3 separate regions of the Mus musculus genome follow, and regions 1 and 3 are each linked to region 2. Evidence: chromatin contacts called from ENCODE Hi-C or POLR2A ChIA-PET data. All regions are on one chromosome and are shown on one strand. Each heading gives the region's core, a stretch centred on a gene start or an enhancer-like site at or near the end of the contact. The rest is flanking DNA. Distances are from core to core; before and after follow the strand shown. Region 1 holds the start of Ccdc89 (coiled-coil domain containing 89). Region 2 holds the start of Tmem126b (transmembrane protein 126B). Region 3 holds the start of Crebzf (CREB/ATF bZIP transcription factor).

Region 1 (3,679 bases), core at 233-2,732, 50 kb before region 2:
TATGGCTTCTAGGGAGAAATATATATGTGTGTTTGTGTGTGTGTGTGTGTGTGTGTGTGTGTGTATTCTAATATTTATATTTTAAAAGATTATAAAATAGGTTTACTCAAACTTTTTCAAACATCCTATGTGTTAGTATTCCTCCTCCTGCACCCTCAATAAATCTTTTGAAGTTCTTTGCTTTAATTTAGAAAAAAAATCTATCGATTTTGATGTTACAGAAGTTAATTTGTACTTAACAAAATACATTTTTAAATGTGGAAAAACTATTCAATAAAGATCTCTGAATATCTGTTATGTGTGTGGGCCTTAGGTAGGTAGGGAGGGAGGGAGACAGTTATTCCAACCCGGAGAAACAACTGATGTTAATATTTTGAGAGTTTTTCCTGTTCTTAGAAAATATATTTTATAATTTCAGTTTGTTATATCACATAACCATATAAGGTAATCAACAAATACAATGTTCACTATATGTAAAACAAGAAGAGACACATTCAAATTTTCTGGTCATTTGCTCTTTATATTCTGGATGAAAGTCAGTTAAGAGTGTCTATGCTAACTAAAAGTGCTTTAACTGTATTGAGAGCCAGTAACTGTCCTTGTGGGGAGCTGTTTGTTTGAAATAATCTGAAGAAGAAGGAGGAGGAAGAGGAGGAGGGGGAGGAGGAGGAGGAGGAGGAGGAGGAGGAGGAGGAGGAGGAGGAGGAAGAAGAACCTTGTGCAAAGCTTCTGCCATCTACCTCATAATAATTAAGAAGCTTGGAATCTAAATATCCAAAAGAAACAGCTAATTGAGCATTATCATGTTTAAAGGGAAATCATAATTAATGAGAATTATATCCATTTATTTTTACTGACTTTGGTGGATGAAATACCATCTAATTTTTGCTTGCATTTGTTGGATCATTCTTGAGATTCATTGCTCAGCTGTTTCTGTCTCGTTTTTAAAATGTATTTATTTATTTCTCTTTCAACATGGTGCTCTATTAATGCTTCTAAGGTTTTTATTAATATGTCAATCTTATCTGACACTTTTATACACACTCGACTATCACTCTTGGCGTCTTGTCAAACAGACTTGTATCTCCATGTTTCCAGTGTGCAAGGCACAAGTGTAATCAACCATCATGGGGTGTGTTGTTGTTTTGGTTTGGTTTTTGGTTTTTGTTTCTGATTTGATTGCATCTGTATTGTTCATTGCGTTTCTGTCTGTCCATTTATTTTCCCAATAGATAAACAGGAGGATTGAGTGTCTAACTAAAGGTGTCCACTCCCAAAGATAAGGTTAGAGTTAAGGGAAACAAAAGAAATTTCATTTATAGCAGCTGAGCTAAGACTTGGGTCCAGACTCTCCTTTGTGTGCACCCATGGCGAATTGTTTCTATAGACAGCAGTTTCTTTTCAGAATAAAGAGCAGAGTAAGTCACTGTAAGCTTACTTTGTTTACTCTTATGAGAAATCAGGATTTGTAGAGAATAGGAAGCTGACTTTGTGGAAGGCTTATGTCTTTGCGGCACAGGCGGGACAGTGGCAGTGAACTAAGAACTGTGATTGGTTTAAACGACATGCGTAGCCTGACCAGATTGGCCCTGAACTCCCCCTATTACCTCACTGCGTTCTGCAGGCCTGTCCACCAATTATAGGACTCCTTACTGGAAAAACCAACCGCTGGAGAGTGCCAAGCGTCCATAGCAACGCCCCTTTGAAATCAGAAGGGGGAAAGACTGAAGTCAGTTCTCCCGCAGAGCGCGTCTATGCCGCAGGAGGAGAAGACTCTTAGGATGGATACCCCACCCCCCGACGAGATCTTAGGAAAACAAAACGAAAACCTGCAAAACCAGGATGAGGAATTGGGGTTTAAGGAAATGGACGGTCTGAGAGAAGCTTTGGCCAACCTTAGGGGACTGTCTGAGGAGGAGAAGGGCGAGAAGGCAATGCTTCGCTCCCGCATCCAAGAGCAATCCCAGCTCATCTGCATCCTGAAACGCAGATCCGACGAGGCCCTGGAACGCTGCCAGATCTTAGAACTGCTCAACTCGGAGCTGGAGGAGAAGAGGCTGCAGGAGATGGAGAAGTTGAAGGCCCAGAGTGAGCACATCCAAAAGCTGGAGAATCACTTCATGATCCTGGCATCCAACCACGAGCAGATGATTCGCTTCAAGGATGCGCACAAGAGTGAAAACGTCAAGCTGAAAGAGGAGAATGCGAGGCTGAGGCAGGAAAACAACAGCCTCTTCAGCCAGGCTCTGAAAGACCAGGAGGCTAAGGTACTGGAGCTCACTACACTCAACAAGGCCCTGGTGGAGGAACTGGAGGTCTTGAAACAGAGATGCGCTCACGAAGCTAGCCAGGCTCAGGCCCGAGAGGAGGAGCTGCTGGGCCTGCAGAACCAGCAAGCCTGTGACCATGCCAAGGAGACCGAGGAGCTGCGCAGCCAGCTGCAGAGCATCAAACAGCAACACCAGCAGGCCACGGAACAGATGGGAAAGGAGCAAGAGGCTAATCTCAACCTGAACCAGGAGCTGCAGGCCAGGCTGCAGACTGTCCTGCGAGAGAAAGAGGAGCTGCTGCAGCTGTCCATGGAGAGAGGCAAGGTGCTTCAGAACAAACAGGCTGAGATCCGCCAGCTTGAGGAGAAGTTGGAGACAGCAGCCATGGCTAAGAAGCATGCGCTGGAACGCTTTGAGCAAGAGGCAGTGGCCGTTGATAGCAACCTGAGAGTTCGCGAGCTTCAGCGCAGGGTAGATGGGATCCAGAAAGCTTATGATGAGCTGCGTCTGCAATCAGAAGCCTTCAAAAAGCACAGCCTGGATCTCTTAAGCAAAGAGAGAGAGCTTAATGCCAAACTCCGCCATCTCTTTCCATAAGAGAAATTGTGCTTCCTGTGGTCTCCAGTCAATATTTCAAGTCCATGTGCCTTAGATTTATGGCAAAAGCAAAGATAATTCATTTACTATACTTTTAAGTACAAAAACTACTTTACTATGACGTTGTTGTTGTTACTGTTGCAAAGTTAATGTTAATTTTCAGTTACACCCACTAGAACACATTTAAGATTAACCAGTGTTCCCCGCTGTACCTTCAAAGGTTTCTTAAGATTATCCGTATCTTCTACCTCATAACTCACTCATTCTCAGCCTCAGACATCTTCCTATAGATAGCTTGAAAAGATGTATGATTTAATGGATCCTAAAATAAACATGCTATCGTGGGGGAAAAAAGGGAAGACACAGCCCCATTAGCCATTGCAGAACAATAGGCTTACAACACTGTAGGTGGGCGTATAAACAAACAGAAGTCAGCATGGTAGGACAAAAACTTCTCAGCAAAAAGGCTCTAATTGGATCTGATTTTGTATTAGCTTGGCAAAGCAAAAGTTTGATCATTCACTTGTGTGCCAAAGTGTAAAAGCTAGCTCTGATACATTCATTCTATTGAGCATTAAGATTCAAGTTCGTTACATCAACCAATTCTAATATTTTCTGCAAGTCTATCTTACTTCCACTTTCTTGGTTTTTCTCCTTAATAACTGAGAGGATTTAGACATTCTCTATTGAGACTATTTTACAATATGCTAATAGGCAAAAAAATTACCTCAATTTAAGGTAACTAGTCATAGCAGATTTTGGTAGCAGCTCATAAATTGTTTTCTGTTTCTGTCAATACATTTTGTGTAATT
Region 2 (3,548 bases), core at 40-2,539:
ATTGATCAAAAGACCAGTATTTCTGCCTTAATACAACACAGCATTTAAGTCAGTTCTTTAAGATAGCTGAGAAGGGGGGTGGGCAGAGCAGGCATAAAATACTTTACAAATTATATTTTTTTGGGGGGGACTAGACTTACATCTTTTGCTCCCCCCTCCTTCTGCTATCCAAATGGAAAAATGGAAGAAGAAATAGTATTTTCTAAGGAGGATTCTCTAACCAATCCATCTAGTGTACGATGAAGGCAGATATTAATAGCATCATGGCTAATCAAAAAAACGTAGAGAAATTTTTGTTCTGTTCTCATCCAATTCCCTGAACAGCCCTCTTCACCACCCACAGAAAATTTCCAGGCCTTTAAGACAGCTTTGGGGAAAAGGGTACCCACAATTATGGCTGCAGGACAGTCAATATTGAAATAATCAAAAGCAACAGCAAATATTTTTGGCATCTGGCATTTGCAAGGGTTTCACTACACTCTCCTTAATTAAGGAGATATAGATTATTAACTTGCCCAGAGTTTTTTGTTTTGTTTTGTTTTAACTTATTTTTGTGCTGTTGGTATAGACGCCTGGGCTTCAGGCCTGACAAGTGCTCCATCATCAGATTCCAAGGAAGTCTTTCAGCAAGAACTGAAAATGAAGATTTTTGCCACAACCAACGTTTAATCTGAGAGTTAAGGAAGTTCAAAGTCACTCAACTGATTAGATCACCATCCTTATACACGTTAAGTGCATTTGTGTGGGCGTATGGCCTGCAAAGTGTGTGTGTGTTGTATCTTTAAGTGTATTATTTGACCTTCAGAATTTTATTCAACATGATTTGTCCAGCCGTGGTGGATATTAGGTTCTCGGGTAATCAAAAAAGTGAATGCATTCAAGAAGCCATCATAACCTTGCGTTAAGTCAGAACACATCAAATCAATAAAATGCAGGAGACTTAAACAGAATGAGAGAACTGGAGGTCGGGCCGGGTGGGGTAAGGCGATAAAGTATTTGTAATTGAAGAAAGGTCCTCGAGAAAGAGAAACAAGCTGCATTTAATCGGCGTAGACTTCAGGTCTACGCTGTTCGGAACTAGAGATTTGATTACACTCTACATAAAGTCGGGTTCGGTTCTATTTGCTCAAATCCTTCACGTGCATCATCTCCGAGGAGGCGACCCACACCACCCTAGATTTCCGCCTACCTGGGGTGCTTCCCTATTTCCCTCCTGCACAACACCAGCAACCTTCGACTCGGACCAACTTGGTCGCTGGGACGCCGCCATCTTAGCGCCTCACGTGACTGACAGGAGGGCGTGGCCGGAGCGCCTGGGGCGGGACTTGCAGCTGTCTGACAGCTCGTACCTTTAGTCCGGTACTCCCCCACCCAGTCAAAAGCCGCGCCCTCCAGCCGGGCGGAGGTTGGGCGTGGCGTCGCAGAAGTGCGATCTCTCATTGGCTCCGAGGAAGGCTCAGGGTCAGGGGCCCGCCCCTAGCCAGCCTTGCCTTGTCCTCTGCCAAATTGTCAGCCTGGCCAACCTGAAGGGAACCAGGGGCGGTTCGGGCGCAGGCCTGTTGCTGCGCGCCTTCTTCTCAGGGCGGCTGGGGTAACCGAGCCCTGGTAGTTCCTTCGGCCCGGTCGGTGTGTTAAGGCTGTGGTTTCTAAGGTTCCTCCTCAGAGCCTCCAGCCCGTCTCCCCGGCGCGGCCACAGCAGCACGGGCTAGCCTGCTCTCTACAGTCTTCAGTCCCCATAGTCCACCCTCAAGCCCCGCTTGGAAAGGGTTCAGTTAGAAATATCCCTTTTCCCTGCTCCCCCGAAGAGCCCTGGTCGGCCAGTGTTTTAGGGGTGGATGGTGCTGCGAGGAGGCCAGGCGCGCTTCCGTGCACGTGAAATGCCCAGCAGCGTCTGCCAGACCCGCAACCCCCGACCCTCCAGTCTCCATGTCTTAGGCAAGCCAAATTCGAGAGTTATATAATTTCTAGTGCTGCTGTTTCTCTTGCCCGAGGAAACACTTCATCGCTTGGAGGGTGCAGGACATTTCGGTGCTCTTCTGTATAAGATCGGGGTGTGGGCAGGGGTGGCCAGCGGTGGCAGAGAAATGTCTTTTCTGCAAAAGGAAGGTGGGTAGATTGGAGAGAGACTGAGAAAGGGTGGATGTGGAAGCCAAACAGCTGCACTCTCATTTAGGAAATCGCGGACTATTTGCATAGTGTGTGATTGCATGCCTAATACTACTACAGCGTCTCTGAAAACACCTTTTGGGGAAGGTTTGGTTTCTCCTTTCCAGCAGCCTCAGTGTTTTTCTTCGCCGGATAGGAAGCTGCTTGTTTGCGAAGAGATGGCATGATGTGAATGACTCCAGTGTGAAGAAGTCTGCTTCGCCAAATCATCCTGCATCAAGTGCCCATTGAATAGCACTGTCACTTTAATGTCTCCATGCCAAGGGATTGCCTTCCTTCTTTTCAATCCTCTCAGTTAATACACAGGAGGATCAGGATCTGAGGGGCATTAAGGATCAAGCCTTGGGGGCTTGGAGACCACAGAAGAAAAATAGGAAAGTGACAAGCTGGATAGTGTTTTACTGAGGGGCGAGAAACAGAACCAGTAAATAGAAGGGGGCCTTTGAATCTCTCTTTTGCCCCCAGAAAACTGTCCAAACTCACACACCCCTGAAAAGACTAGAGTAAGACGTTTTTAAAAGTGTTTTTGAAGGGGAAGTTTAAACTTTTTCCTAAAAATTGATGCTCTTTATTACGAACCATGTCGAACATGTATAAATTAATAAGTCAACCGTCCTAAAATTGGTTTGTGCCTTAATTGAGTTAGTTATTGAACATCTAAAAGTGTTGCTGCCTGAAGAGGAGTTTTAGTAACATTTTCTATGCATAAGATAACTTTCTCAGCTTTTAAAACAAGAATATATATTTTACAAAAATTGAAAAACTTGCTATTTTTTTCTTTGAAGACCTTGGGCAGTGTAATGTTTGGTTGTGGAGAAAGGCATCATTTTTTTCTTTATTTGAAATAGAAGACTCAGCCTGGATATCAAGGCTGAACGGTGAAGAGATTTGCAACAGTTAACCTGGTTCCATCTCCATTCAGCTGGATCAAGCAGAGACTGAAACTCAGAGATCTTGAGTCCAGAGTCAGTGGAGAGACCCAAGAATGCCAGTCAAGAAGAAAGGTGGGCTATGAGGTTCATACATAACATATGATTTTCCTTTTTCTTGGCTGTGGTTTTTGTAATTTAAATTGTATTCTATTGCAGGGCAAAATTTTGCCTGGTTTTGAGTAAATATTTACTGCAATGAATATCTGCTCAGTAGTACCTTTTCAGTAATATTTTATTATAGTAAAGTTAAGGTAATACTATAGACATATGTAAATTAATGAACCAGGTAGTTAATGTCACCATTTGTAATCAGAATAGATTCGGTGCTATAGGTTTGGGGTTTAAAGCTCAGTTTAAATAATCTTTTAAAAAGAAACTTGTACAGTGGAGTTTTTCCCCATGAGCTTGATACTTATTGAATGATTATGTAGGTGTAACATAAGGCAACAT
Region 3 (3,447 bases), core at 413-2,912, 33 kb before region 2:
GTCAGAGTGGGCTTTGAGACACTCCAGCCTGCCTGGGGAACTCGGAGTTCCTTCCATAGAGGAAATGGACCCTGCCTGGATTCTGCTCTGCTTCTGTGATGATAATGGACTGAACCTCTGAAAGTGTAAGCCAGCCCCAGTTAAATGTTGTCCTTATAAGAGTTGCCTTGGAGCTGGGCGGTGGTGGTGCATGCCTTTAATCCCAGCACTCAGGAGGCAGAGACAGGCCAGCCTGGTCTACAAAGTGAGTTTCAGGACAGCCAGGGCTATACAGAGAAACCTTGTCTTGAAAAACAAAACAAAACAAAACAAAACAAAACAAAACAAAACAAAACAAAACAAGAGTTGCCTTGGTCATGCTGTCCCTTCACAGCAATGGAAACCCTAATTAAGACATTTGTCTTTATGGAAGATGTCATGCATACTTTTACACAGAGTTTCATGGTGGTCAGGTCATATTGCTGCATACTCTCGATTATCAGCAGGAAACTCTTCCACCAAACTGTGCTTTGCTTAAAAATGCCTAAAATTGGGCTGGTGAGATGGCTCAGTGGGTAAGAGCACCCAACTGCTCTTCCGAAGGTCAGGAGTTCAAATCCCAGCAACCACATGGTGGCTCACAACCATCCGTAATGAGATCTGACTCCCTCTTCTGGAGTGTCTGAGGACAGCTACAGTGTACTTACATATAATAAATAATAAATAAATCTAAAAAAATAAAATAAAATAAAATGATTTAAAAAAAATGCCTAAAATTAAGAACTCTGGGATCATACTCTTGAAGTTTGAATCAACACTGGCTACTCAGTGTGTTAAACTGAATTACATTACTTTGTTTGTCCTGGTGGTTGCAGAAGCCCCCCCCCCCCCCCCCCCCCCCCCCCCCCCCCCCCCCCCCCCCCGCACTATTGGCCCAATGTGTAGTGAGGCTTAAAAGAATTCGTTACATCAGTGCTATGTGCATGAACTCATTGAATAAAAAGTGAAGTGTTTTGTTCAAGACTTGGTCTTTTCAAAAAGCTGGTATTTTAAAAACGGAAAAAGCCTAAGTAACTACCATGACTTGACAAAAGAAAAAAAAAGCAGAAAACAAACAGCAAAACAAGAGACCAGTAAACAAACCAACCACCCACTCTTGGCAAAGGAGCTAATTCTGCAAGTGACCCTTATTGCAAAAACAAATGATAAATAAAAATGATGTAATAATGACAATAATAGCAGTAATAGTATTATGAAAGATCATTTTCTGAGACTAAGGACCTCTGAATGTCGCCTGGGGAGTTAGTGTCAGTACGTGACTGCGTTCCCCAGAATTTGGTAACACTTCTGATTTAAAGTCTTTTGTTTTAACGGGGACTATTTCCTTATGCGTGCTGTTTTTTGCTTGCAGTTTAGAGAGAAACAGCAAAAATAAAAGCGTTCACAAAAACAGTTTTTTTTTAATATAGCTACGTCAAATATGTCTAGATGTCATATTGGATCGAGGAGAGTGGTACCGGGTAGTACCGATGAGTGGGGGGGGGGTGGAAACTAGGTTTTATTGTGTTTTGCCTGCTGCTCCTATGACATCACCGCAAAGCCGAAGTTACTGCACCTCGAAAGCACTCGGAATCTCGCGATACTCTGGCTGGAGCGAAGCGCGTTTTTGTGGGCGGGGTGGGCAGAGAGTAACTTCCGGCCAGGCCGCTGTCTGGGTGGCGCGGCCGAGTCCTCCCCCGGGCCTCGCCGCTTCGCGCTTCCACTGCCTTCCCCCCGCCTCGTGCGGGGGGTTGGGCGGCCGCCGGAGGCCACTCGGACCTTGCCCCGCGCCTGCGGTCGGCCCGGCGCCGTGGCTCTGCGCGCTGGGGGCCCGGGGTCGGAGTGGCTGCGGCCTACCCGGGCCCGCCGCTCAGCCCCATGAGGCACAGCCTGACCAAGCTGCTGGCAGCCTCGGGCCGCGACTTCCCGAGCCGCCGCGACAGCCGGGAGCCGCCCGCCACGCGCGCGCCGCCCCGGGAGCCGAGCGGGGCAGCCGCGGGGGCGGAGACCCCGAGGCCCGGATCGCCTGACCGCGAGCAACCTCACGGGGACGGGGACGGGGGCGAGCCGGAGGCCCGGAGCGGGAGCCGCGGCAGCGTGGCCGTGCGCGCGCCCGCGCCCTCGCCCCTGAAGATGGAGGAGGAGGAGGAGGACGCGATCGCCATGGTCCCCAAGGAAGAGCCGGAGGACATGGACTTTCTCTCCGGGCTGGAGCTGGCCGATCTGCTGGACCCTCGGCAACCGGACTGGCACCTGGAGCCCGGGCTCAGCTCGCCCGGGCCCCTGTCCTCGTCCGGCGGAGGCTCGGAGAGCGGCGGCCTGTTGAGGGGGGACGACGACGACGACACCGCGGCCGCCGAGATGCAGCGCTTCTCCGACTTGCTGCAGAGGCTGTTGAACGGCATCGGAGGCTGCAGCAGCGGCGGTGACCGCGGCGGCGGGGAGAAGAGGCGGAGAAAGTCCCCGGGAGCAGGAGGCGGTGGCGCCAACGACGGCAACCAGGCGGCGACCAAGAGTCCCCGGAAGGCGGCGGCGGCCGCTGCCCGTCTTAATCGGCTCAAGAAGAAGGAGTACGTGATGGGGCTGGAGAGTCGGGTCCGGGGACTGGCAGCCGAGAACCAGGAGCTGCGGGCCGAGAATCGGGAGCTGGGCAAGCGCGTGCAAGCACTGCAGGAGGAGAGTCGCTACCTACGGGCCGTCCTGGCCAACGAGACCGGACTAGCTCGCCTGCTGAGCCGACTGAGCGGCGTGGGACTGCGGCTGACCACCTCCCTCTTCAGAGACTCGCCCGCCGGCGACCACGACTACGCCCTGCCGGTGGGGAAGCAGCCGCCGGAGCCGCGGGAAGAGGACGACGCGGCGGGAGGAGTGTGTCTCCATGTGGACAAGGATAAGGTGTCGGTGGAGTTCTGCTCGGCGTGCGCTCGGAAGGCGTCGTCGTCTCTTAAAATGTAGGGTCAAGTAATCTGCTCTTTATCCGCGTTTACCCCTTTCTCCTCCCTTACACCATGTCAAACACCTTAGTGGGACATCGTCACCGGACGCATTTCAGAGGCGGAAAAAAAAGTAATATTAAATCTTTTAAGTGTTTAGCTAAAAGCATGAATGTGACACTGTAACCAACTCCTAATGATAACCTGTGACTATTAAATCTCTCTGACAGTTTCTTTTTTAGGTGATTTCCTTCCTGCCAGGCTCCGTTGTAGGGGTTACAGAGCAGTCGTTCCCGCCTCACAACCTGGTAAGGATCCATCTCTTCCCGTAACGCTCATGCTCGGCTGCTTAGGCTACTTTAATGGGCAGACATCTCAATGTGTGTGTGTGTGTGATATCTTTTTCTGTTTGTTTTTCTTTTTGAAAGGTGGTGGGAGGGGAATCTTAATTTGGGCCTTGTCCACCCTGGAAACAGACTTGTGCTGGTCATTAATG

The links. A loop is a pair of places that touch in the nucleus more often than their neighbours do. ChIA-PET counts read pairs that join two places held with the same protein, here RNA polymerase II (POLR2A).
Region 1: a loop to region 2 is called in a map of left cerebral cortex, with 9 times the contacts of the local background. The contact joins the promoter of Ccdc89 here to the promoter of Tmem126b in region 2. A Hi-C loop is called at or near these places in 2 of 37 maps with a recorded cell type or tissue (T-helper 2 cell and left cerebral cortex). POLR2A ChIA-PET finds 5 or more read pairs at or near these places in 2 of 5 experiments (both embryonic stem cell).
Region 3: a loop to region 2 is called in a map of heart, with 7 times the contacts of the local background. The contact joins the promoter of Crebzf here to the promoter of Tmem126b in region 2. A Hi-C loop is called at or near these places in 10 of 37 maps with a recorded cell type or tissue (T-helper 2 cell, gastrocnemius, heart and 2 more). POLR2A ChIA-PET finds 5 or more read pairs at or near these places in 3 of 5 experiments (Patski and embryonic stem cell).

What each region holds. Positions count from the first base shown.
Region 1 is chr7:90,424,830-90,428,508 of GRCm38, forward strand. Ccdc89 (coiled-coil domain containing 89) reads left to right here and starts at 1,483. Exons shown (of 1, transcript NM_027298.1): 1 at 1,483-3,679. The coding sequence starts at 1,755. The coding sequence ends at 2,867.
Region 2 is chr7:90,474,706-90,478,253 of GRCm38, forward strand. Tmem126b (transmembrane protein 126B) reads right to left here and starts at 1,290. Exons shown (of 5, transcript NM_026734.2): 1 at 1,190-1,290. The coding sequence starts at 1,270. It also overlaps a transcript of Dlg2 not described here.
Region 3 is chr7:90,441,119-90,444,565 of GRCm38, forward strand. Crebzf (CREB/ATF bZIP transcription factor) reads left to right here and starts at 1,663. Exons shown (of 1, transcript NM_145151.3): 1 at 1,663-3,447. The coding sequence starts at 1,897. The coding sequence ends at 2,973.